2 separate regions of the Homo sapiens genome follow, and region 2 is linked to region 1. A link is a contact called in ENCODE Hi-C data. All regions are on one chromosome and are shown on one strand. The core of a region is the stretch at or near the end of the contact, and the rest is flanking DNA. Distances in the headings are between cores, read along the strand shown. Region 1 overlaps UNC5C (unc-5 netrin receptor C). Region 2 overlaps UNC5C (unc-5 netrin receptor C).

The links. Hi-C counts contacts between places; a loop is a spot of excess contacts on that map.
Region 2: a loop to region 1 is called in a map of K562, with 1.8 times the contacts of the local background. The contact joins two enhancer-like sites. A Hi-C loop is called at or near these places in 2 of 168 maps with a recorded cell type or tissue (K562 and prostate gland).

Annotation. Positions count from the first base shown.
Region 1 is chr4:95,252,889-95,258,336 of GRCh38, reverse strand. All of the region lies in intron 4 of UNC5C (unc-5 netrin receptor C), which reads left to right. Among named protein-coding and RNA genes, the nearest start is that of UNC5C, 290 kb to the left of the region's middle. RefSeq lists a silencer at 2,625-2,919. Within about 2 kb of position 2,357, at least 3 of the 41 ENCODE cell types and tissues checked have a DNase peak (open chromatin) inside an H3K27ac peak, as active enhancers do.
Region 2 is chr4:95,215,127-95,219,812 of GRCh38, reverse strand. It overlaps UNC5C (unc-5 netrin receptor C), which reads left to right. Exons shown (of 16, transcript NM_003728.4): 9 at 500-844; 10 at 3,602-3,689. Among named protein-coding and RNA genes, the nearest start is that of UNC5C, 330 kb to the left of the region's middle. RefSeq lists an enhancer at 1-869. Within about 2 kb of position 3,397, at least 2 of the 41 ENCODE cell types and tissues checked have a DNase peak (open chromatin) inside an H3K27ac peak, as active enhancers do.

The DNA of each region.
Region 1 (5,448 bases), core at 1,108-3,607:
TCAGGTTGAAATCAACAAAAAGCATTGAAATGACCAAAATATGAACAGAATTCAGTGGCCAGACCAGAGTACTGACTCCTGGTTAACCAAGATTAGCTTACAAATAAATAGCTTTGCAACAATATAATTAACTACATACTATTCAATGCAATAAATTTCTAACACAACAAAAGATTCTGTATTGTTTCTTGGAATTTTATATACAGTGTATATAAGGAGACTCATTGTGGAATTGTTTCACATGGAAGAATGTTAGTTTAGTAGTGTGTGTTCTGGAAATACTGCATGAAAAGGTTATATGTTTTAAATTGTATGTTATGGCTCTTATATTGATTTGCTGATTCAGACAATCCTTTACATGATAAACAGAATTATTCTCACACACTGTTTTCCTTTCCATTCATCTTCTAAGTTTTATTAACGCTTTATCATTTTTATCTAAGCCACAATGGTAATAAATGTTGTTGCAGCCATGCTGGCCCTGCAAATATCCTTTTTATCAATATCCATGTTCAGTTCTTAATGCTAAGATAAAGCTGATCCAAAAGAAGCAGAAGTCCTCAGGGTTATTTTTAAAAATTATTTCAAAACTTTAAGAGAAAAACTCACTTTGTTCATGGAAATAATGGGAATTTTTAGCAACTTACCTGTTGTCAAAATCATGCTGTGCTAGCTGGATTCCTTGTGAGATCAGCCAAATCTGAATCATTATCCTTTCTACCCTCAATTACTTTCTGCCTCCTGTATCCCTGCTCCGTAAATGGGTCCTTAAGCCAGAAATGGAAGATGAGTGCCCCTTGCACCCCCCTTTCCACATACCGTCAACTCATATGTCCTGTCCTCTGTCCCTTCCAATTATTGTCTGAATCCATTTTTTTTTTCTCCCTGTCTCCTATCCCTATGCCACTTTTTTCTTTTCTTTTCTGTTTTTTGGAGACAGTGTCTTGCTGTGTCACCCAGGCTGGAGTGCAGTGGTGCACTCATAGCTCTCTATATCCTTGACCTCCCAGGCTAAAGCCATCCTCCTGCCTTAGCCTCCCAAGTAGCTGCAAATACAAGCACATGCCCCATGCTCTACTAATTTTTGCATGTTTCTTATAGAGGTGTGGTCTCACTATGTTGTCCAGGCTGGTTGTAAGGACTTCAGCGCTGACACTGAGTAAGAGAAGGAGCCATTAGGAGGGTTTGAGATGAGGTATAGTGTGATGGTTGATAGTGAGTGTCAACTTGATTGGATTGAAAGATACAAAGTATTGATCCTGGGTGTGTCTGTGAGGGTGTTGCCAAAGGAAATTAACATTTGAGTCAGTGGGCTGGGAAAGGCAGACTCACTCTTAATCTGGGTGAGCACCATCTATCTAATCAGCTGCCAGCACAGCCAGGATAAAGCAGGCACAGAAACATAAAAAGTCTAGACTGGCCTAGCCTCCCAGCCTACATCTTTCTCCCTCAGCAGCACATTTAGCAAGCGTCCCATGCTGGACCCTTCCTGACCTCAAACATCAGACTCCAAACTCTTTAGTTTTGGGACTTGGATTGGCTCTCCTTGCTCCTTAGCTTGCAGAAGGCCTATCGTGGGACTTTGTAATCATGTGAGTTAATACTTAATAAACTCATATATATATATATATATATATTTATTTAGTTCTGTCCCTCTAGACAACTCTGACTCATACATATAGTATGCTCTGACTTACAGTTTATGGATCACTCTAACTACAGTCTTGAAAATAGACAGTTGAGTTTTCAGAGGAAAAGCAGAAGATAAGACAAACAGTGTTTGCAATAATTCAGGAAGGAAACGATAGTGACTTGGACCAGGAAGAGGTGGGAGTGAGGGAATGAGAAGTGGTCCAATTCCTAATGTGTGCTGCTCTAACATTGAATGGGCTAAGAAAGAGGAAAAAAGTGGTCAACACTAAGTCAGGCTTTTGTCTAAGTAATTGGAAGGCTACAGTTGGCATTAAGTGAGGTGCATAAGACTGTGAGAGGAGCAGGTTTGGAAAGGCGGTTCAGGAGGTCATTATCAGACAACCAAGTGGAGTTGCATGAAGACAGTTGGATATACGAGTCTGGAGATCAGCGGTGGGGTCTGGGCTGGAGATAAATTTAGGAGTCATCTGTGTGAGACTGGATGAGCTCACCAAGGAAGTGAATATGGATAGAAAATAGAAAGCAGCAGAATTCCAAGGACCGAGCCACAGGGACACAAATGTTAGCCTAAGGAAGCTGTGAGGCATGAAGCAATGTAGGACAAAACCCAGGAAAGTGTGCTGTCCAGAGAAAGCAAGTCAGGAGGAGGAAGGGAGTAACCGGATCACGTGCTGCTGTGAGTCAAGTAAGATGAGCACTAAGACCTCAGCAGCACATTTAGCAAAGAGAAAGGAGCAGCTATGGTGAAGCAGTGGAAGTGAACACAGATTAGAGCGGGCTCAGTGGGGAATTGAAGACAGCAAATGTAAACAACTATTCCAAGGAGTTTTGTAAGGCAGGGCAAGCAGAGAAATATAGGTGGTGGGCGGGGGGTGAGTAGAGGCAGAAACGGGTGAGAAGGGTTTTTGTTCTAAGTTTTGAAAGCTAACAGCACATCTGCAGGCTGGTGGAAATGATTCAGTATCAAGGGAAATTGAATAATTTAGGAGAGAAAGAAGAGAATTGCTGGGACTTGCCCTTGAATAGAAGAGCGAGACTAAGATACGGAGTACAAATCCGAGGTGACAGATAGGAACACAGAGAGCTCCCCCAGTGATAAGAGACAGGGTGCAGATGGGGGTGAGGACACAGATAGTGGGAGAGCCCTGGAAGATGTCTTGTGATTGTCAGTTTTCTCAGTGACATAGAAATCTTGGTCATCAGCTGAAAGTGAGGCTAGAAGGGGAGGTAGTGGAGAGGAGTGTGAAATAGTTATCTAGGAGAAGGAGAAAGTGAACAATGAAAACATAATGTGCTTTCTTGGCAGAAATAAAGGCCCACTTGTGATCTGTTATGAATTTTAAGATGAGCCCACTCTCCATGGCTATTTACACCCATGTTCCACCTCAAGAACACAGAGCGGGGTGCCGGGCATGGTGGCTCACACCTGTAATCCCAGCACTTTGAGAGGCCAAGGCAGGCAGATCACTTGAGGTCAGGAGTTCGAAACTAGCCTGGCCAACATGGTGAAACCCTATTTCTACTAAAAATACAAAAATTAGCCTGGCATGGTGGTGGGCACCTGTAATCCCAGCTACTCATGAGGCTAAGGCACAGGAATCGCTTGAACTCAGGAGGTGGAGGCTGGCTGCAGTGAGCTGAGATTGTACCACTGCACACGGTGAGACTTTGTCTTAAAAAAAAAAAACAAAAAACAACACACAGTGGTGTTGTAGGCAAATAGTGGCCAAGTGAATATCTTGAAGTGACAAAGGGATGAGAGCATTGACAGTATAATGCAAGAATCATATATAAAGCTAGACATTGGAATTTATACTTGAAAGTCTGAGAAACAAATTGGTAAATTCAATAGATTGTAGGTGCTGGTGAAGGATTATTGAATTCAGTATCTTAGAGTGAATAGGAAAGACAGAAAAGGGTAAAGGAAAGGATAATTGGAACTAAGTTTATGGAGGAGTTGTAATTGATGATAAGGACAAGAGCTAAATCATGCTTCTCAAACTTTAGTGTGGATATAACCCCCTGAAGTTCTTACTAGGATGCATATTTTGATTTGGTAATAGGTGGGCAGAGCCTTAGATTCTATATGTCTATCAAGCTCCCAGTGACACTGATGCTATTGATCCAGGGATTGCATTTTTAAGGGCAATGATCTAGACTGGTATTTCTCAACCCTAACAGTAAATTACAACCCTTGGGGAGCTTAAAACACACTGATGCTAGACCAGTGAATTGGAGTTTTTGTGGGTTGGATTTAGCTTCTCTGGGTTGAATTTAGAATTAATATATTACAAATGTTTTCCACATTATTCTATTGTGAAGCGGAGTTGAAAACCTTTGGCCTAGAATGTGTGACCTTAGAGGATAAGGTCATTGCAGGATGGAGGGTCATGGAACTGAAGGGCCAAGACGTTGGAAGCGTCACCTTTGTGGTTATTAAACTCTTCAGAAATTATGCTTTAGATAAAGTGACTATAAGCCCAGAGGTCTGTAAATAACTACAAACAAAAAAAGAGTCAAAATTGGGTGATATAATCTGGTGACATGAGATTCAAGGCAAAGATGTTTAGAGAGAACAGTCTGAAAGACACAATGCTGAGCAAGCACAGCACTTACCCATCCCCAGACCCAGTGGCACATTGGATTTGGGAAATCAACATCCACCCCTTCAGAGGACTTCAGAAGAAACAATGGCATCAGAAAGACCTAGACTTTAGTATGAGAAAAACGTAAAGGAAACAATCTAAAAAGAGACCAAAATGTTAGAAGATTTTCATGCTGTCTTCCAGGCGGTATGGAAGAGTGTCAGGACTTCTGGAGTTGGTGATGTGTAGCCCCTGGTATTACAGCACAGGAGGTGAGGGGCGGCCTGCAGTCCTCACTGAGCCTTTCATGGAGATGATTGTCTCAAAGCAGAGTGCTGTGATATGGCTGGCAGCACTGGGGTGTTGGGGACTGTGGGGTCTTGTCAGAAGCTGGAGGAGTCCTGGGCCCCCCTCTTCATTCCCGCAGCTATTTTCTAGCTGTAGGACCCTTTGCTTCTTGAAACAAAGGCGTGAAAGCAAATCCAGTATGGAAAACAGATAAAAGCAGAGTTTCTGTGATTCAAGTGGGAGTTAAGGGAGGAGAGCAGTGTCCCCCACAGGGGTCGTCAAACACTGCTGGGGCTTCTCAGGGGTCCTGAGGTTCAGGTCAGAACCACTGCTCCAACACAGGCAAGAGACACCCAAGGCAAATGTGTAATTATGTATAATCGAGTGAAGATCATATACCCAGCAATCATGTCTCTTCAAATCTTTTGTCAACCATGCAGATTGAACACTTTCTTCCATGTAATAAACTCTTCATACAAACAAGTGGTTTCTAATATCCCTTGGGACTTCTTTATGTTGTTTATGATTAGGATAACATCACTGTTAAACTGACATCATTTACATAGGAGGAACCGTAGTTTTGAATAGCTATGGGTTCTCCAGAGGCAAACCATGAACCAAAGGTATGAATGTGAGTAGTTTTTTAAGAAAGTGCTTCCAGGAGAACCCTGTAAGTGGGTGAGCAAGCAGGAGAGGAAAGAAGCCTAGTACAGGTTGAATGTTCCTTATACAGAATGTGTGAGACCAGAATTGTTTTGGACTTCAGGTTTTGGAGTACTGGCATATACATAATGAGATATGTTGGGAATGGGACCCAAGTTCAAACATGAAATTCATTTGTTTCATATGCATGTTATGCACATAGCCTGAAGGTAACTTTATATAATATGTTAAACAATTTTGTGCCTGAAACAAAGTTTGT
Region 2 (4,686 bases), core at 2,148-4,647, 40 kb after region 1:
CAAGATAAATCCTCTTTTTTTCTTTTCTGACAGATTGCTCTGTCACTTTTTAACTTCTAATCGAAAAGAGTACCCTGATTGGTTGACTGATTTCTTGAGTCTCTTTTTTTAACTTCCTTTGACAAGATATCTTGTATTGCTATGAATAGAATGATTTACCAATGAACCCAAATCCAGTATAGACCAGGGAAACCATAGCTAATCGTCACCTAGTGAGGCTCGTTGTTCAATCCAATCTGTTGAAATAGCCAAATACCTTGGGCATAATGAGTAGACATCAAAGCAAATTATAGAATGAGCTTGACCACTTACTTACAGCCAATAATAAAAGAGCTGGTAGTTATCTGATTGCCCTGTTTTCAGTAGAGCCTGTCTATCTATCTCCGATATTAGCTGAGCTGCTTTACTTTCGGCTCAGAAAGTGTGAGGGGGAGTCTGACTAATGTAGGTTGGCCTGAATGGAGAATGCCAATGGGATTATTTTCTCTTTCTGACTCAGATCTGCTGGCTGTACCCCCAGACCTCACGTCAGCTGCAGCCATGTACAGAGGACCTGTCTATGCCCTGCATGACGTCTCAGACAAAATCCCAATGACCAACTCTCCAATTCTGGATCCACTGCCCAACCTGAAAATCAAAGTGTACAACACCTCAGGTGCTGTCACCCCCCAAGATGACCTCTCTGAGTTTACGTCCAAGCTGTCCCCTCAGATGACCCAGTCGTTGTTGGAGAATGAAGCCCTCAGCCTGAAGAACCAGAGTCTAGCAAGGCAGACTGATCCATCCTGTACCGCATTTGGCAGCTTCAACTCGCTGGGAGGTCACCTTATTGTTCCCAATTCAGGTAATTCCTAGAGGTTTAAATTGCAAAGAGGCAGCTTGAAACATATTTTTCCATACCAAAATCTTTTTTGTTCGTGGGATGTTTTCATTAGGCCTGAAATGTTAAATGTGACCTATCCAGCCCAAATCTACTTTCAATGTAAACAGAACATTACTTCAGACAAATCAGCAAAACCATTTCTCTTCCTCCAACTAATTCTGAAAACACTTCCTCTAGAAATTCTATACTCACAACTTTCTGCTGAGGTGTAATTTAGAACCATCATTGACCTCCTTTTTACTAGAACTTCAGAAGGCAACATCAAGCCACAAGTCCTAATGTTGTCATTATACTTTAAAAGGACGAATTAATTATTAAATATATCATTTGATTAAGTTCCAATTTACTACATGAAGCAATAATACAGAAAACAAATTTTTTGATCATCAGAGGTATCATAATAGACATCAAATCTTCATTTATTAACCTAACTTGATCACACAGTCTTTCACCTCACAGTATTGATAGTGTACACTGTACTCACTCCTACCTCTGATATTTGTATCCAGAATCACCAGATTCATCAGGTGTGCTTTTGTACTATTACTTGGTTTCAGTTTATTATGTAGTTTCTCTGCATCTAGACAATAAGCCTCATAAAGGTCTTTCATGGTGAATGAAGGTTAATGCCTGATACTGTTGGATTAAAAATCGATATTCATTAATCAATATTAGTAATGAGCTTGGAACCATGGGTCATAAAAGGGTTAATGGCTTCCTCTCTAAATCTATCTAATTCTTTTGGGCAAGGCTGTGAGTATTTTGTAAATACAGTAATACCTAAAATGTAAATACCTAAAGTGTTGTCACATTGAAAAAACATAATATGTGTATACTCAAGGAATATACAGACCAAAGAGTCTTCAGGCCTGAATATGAAATTTTATTTGATTCTTCCTGTCATTCACTCTTTCATTTCAATGCCTTGGCAACTTTTACCCTAAACCTTTAAAAGTATATTTTAACAAAATCAAAACATTTAATAAAATATTTTTTTCTTCACAGTTTACATAGCTGAGATCATGTATTATATAATGTTTTCCACCCTTTTCTCATTAATCCTCATGCTATTGCATGCTCTTTAAAATCATGATTTTAAATATCTTTATAACAGTCCATTATTGAATGAATCAAAACATACTTTAAGGTTCTTCCATTGTTTAAACATTACAATTGTTCTCAAAATAGTTCTTTTCCCTCTGAAATGTATTGGATTCTGCCTTTTCTTCCCATTTCTACCTACCACTTTTTCATATGTGCATTATTATAAAGGCCTCTTAAGTGGAAGGGAGTGAGCTAGCATGTTTTAAATTCTTCCTATGTATTAGGCAATGGTGATCAACATATGATATTTTATTTAATGGACAAACAATAGTTACCTATTACTTTATATTCATAATGCTGTTTCATCCCTATAACAAAGATTAAGGTATGTTTTATGTTTTCAATGAAAAAAATAAAAGCACTGAGGCTTGGTAGCCTCATGTGTGATCTTCCTGCTGTGTCCTCCACAAATCATTCTGTACATTGACAGTCCACTTCCTACAACACCAGGGCTCTCACATTACTCTCCTTCTCAAGAGGTCTGTGGCTCAACATCTTCAACCAGTTACATGAAGGCCTACTACCTCTTAACTCTCCATTCTTTTTTCTTGAGACTTTCCAGTGTGGTCAGGCAAGTTTTCATATTGCCCCACGCTCATTTGGCATATTCCATTTCCTCGCTAATTAAATTATGAATTACTCAAAGACAGGAAGACTATCTTTTCCTTTTTGAAATTCACAACAGTGTCAAACACTGTACTCACAAGGATGCTTCATAAATTTGTATGGAGCTGAAGGAAGCTGGATTTTAGGGGAATCAAATGATGGAGCCAAACATCTTTGGAGTGCTGTCCACACTGAATCACTCTTTGTGATGATGAGCAGTGGTGTGGGCCCCAGACCATCACCATGGGCATCACCTGGCAACTGGTTGAACTAAAAAATCTACCCCACACCCCATATCTCTGAATCAGAAACTCGGGGTAGGGACCAGTAATCTGTGGTTTAACAAGCTTTCCAGGTGGTTCTGACCTGAGCTCAAATTTGCAAGCCACTGCCACAGCAGACACAGTTAGCTTAGAACACAGCCCAATCTAATAGTTCTGCCAAAGGGCACCGATTAGCAACTAACTAGAAACGCTTTGACCTGCTGTGACTAAACTAGGAGTTAGTGTTCACTTTCTAGAGTTATGTATAATAAAAGGTCTTCACCAATTCTTATACCATTGTGGAATTACATTGATGCTAACCGGATATTTAAAAAATACATGTTGTTTTTTTTTTTATGTTGAAGTTGGCATTTCCCTGACTTTGAATCTTGTGGGGATTTTAAAAAAAAATGGAAATGATGCATCATTACAGCTGTTTGAAATTTTGAGCAGTTGTTGGTTTTCCCCTTGTCTTGCAAGGAAAACAACAGTGGAACCATCTGTCTGTTCCTCAAATAAAACAAGAGTTTAAAAAGTTACATCATTCCTTTAAGTAATTGCATAAGAGTTCAGAGGGAGCCGTGGTAAGGAGGCCAATGAGGAAGGAAAATGGAGCAACTCGGAATATTTACATGTCTTTAGAGAAAATGAAGCAGGCTTATGGCTGCGCGGTCACAAAATCTCCTCATTCCCTTTTACGTGCTGCAAAAGTCTTAAATGACTGCTTTTCTCTTTTGCTATTCAGGAGTCAGCTTGCTGATTCCCGCTGGGGCCATTCCCCAAGGGAGAGTCTACGAAATGTATGTGACTGTACACAGGAAAGAAACTATGAGGTAAATATGCTTTTTCTGGTGCACTGACTTTACCAATGTCTAACTTGGAGGAGAATTGTACAATAGACACAATAAACCCAACATATTTTTGTCTCAAGTGCCTTGCTTCTGGCATACATTCTTTTTCCCTTGACCTACAAAAGGTCAGGTTTTACTTCTCTTTGTCTTTGAGGCTCCAGACGCTTTTGCAGATCTTGAATATGGGTAGAAGGCTAGAGATCTTTTCCCAAGTGGACACGTTGCCATATTTCCTGGAAAAATGTCCAGAAATGTGATCCCTAGATTGTCCAGAGAGACAAGTGGGTAGACACAGAGACGTCGACTTCATGGCATCTGGCTCAGGAATCCAGCCTGTTCCCATTACAGAGTCAAAGGTCACAAAGGATTGGACAACTCCTCCAATCCCTACCGCTCCCACTCAGCCTAGCCCTTAATTCTGACCCACGATTCTTCCTTTTGTGACTGTCTTCTAGCTTAAGTATTACTAATTTCCTTCTTATGTTTAACACTTATAAATTCCACATTAGGCTGTTCAGAATGGGTCTAGGATTGATTAAAACTAGATTGAATTAAAAGGTTTTGTTTAGAATGTTTCATAATCATAAAGAAGAAGTTATTTTAAGTAAAAATAACAAGAGGCATTGAGAAGTCCTAAATTCAATTTTCAGTTTGGCCTCTAACAAATCGTATTGGGTATTTCTTGATTAGTTTCCATGTAAAATGCGTGTGTTAAATAGTGCTTTAGAAGCCTGATTAATGCTTCTGAAGTACACCAAGATCTTAAAATGAAAGATGTTGTTAAAATGGAGATCCTCATCATGTAATTATCATTGTTTTTCCCAAGGGGAAGAGCATCGGCTCCTCAGCCCTGAGCTCTGAATATAAAGCATGAGTGACAATGCAGAACTAGGTTATCATTATAACACATTATACCTTTTCTTTTCCCAGCTCTCATCCTCAGAAAAACGTCCATTTTTAGCCTTGTTCTTCACTAGCC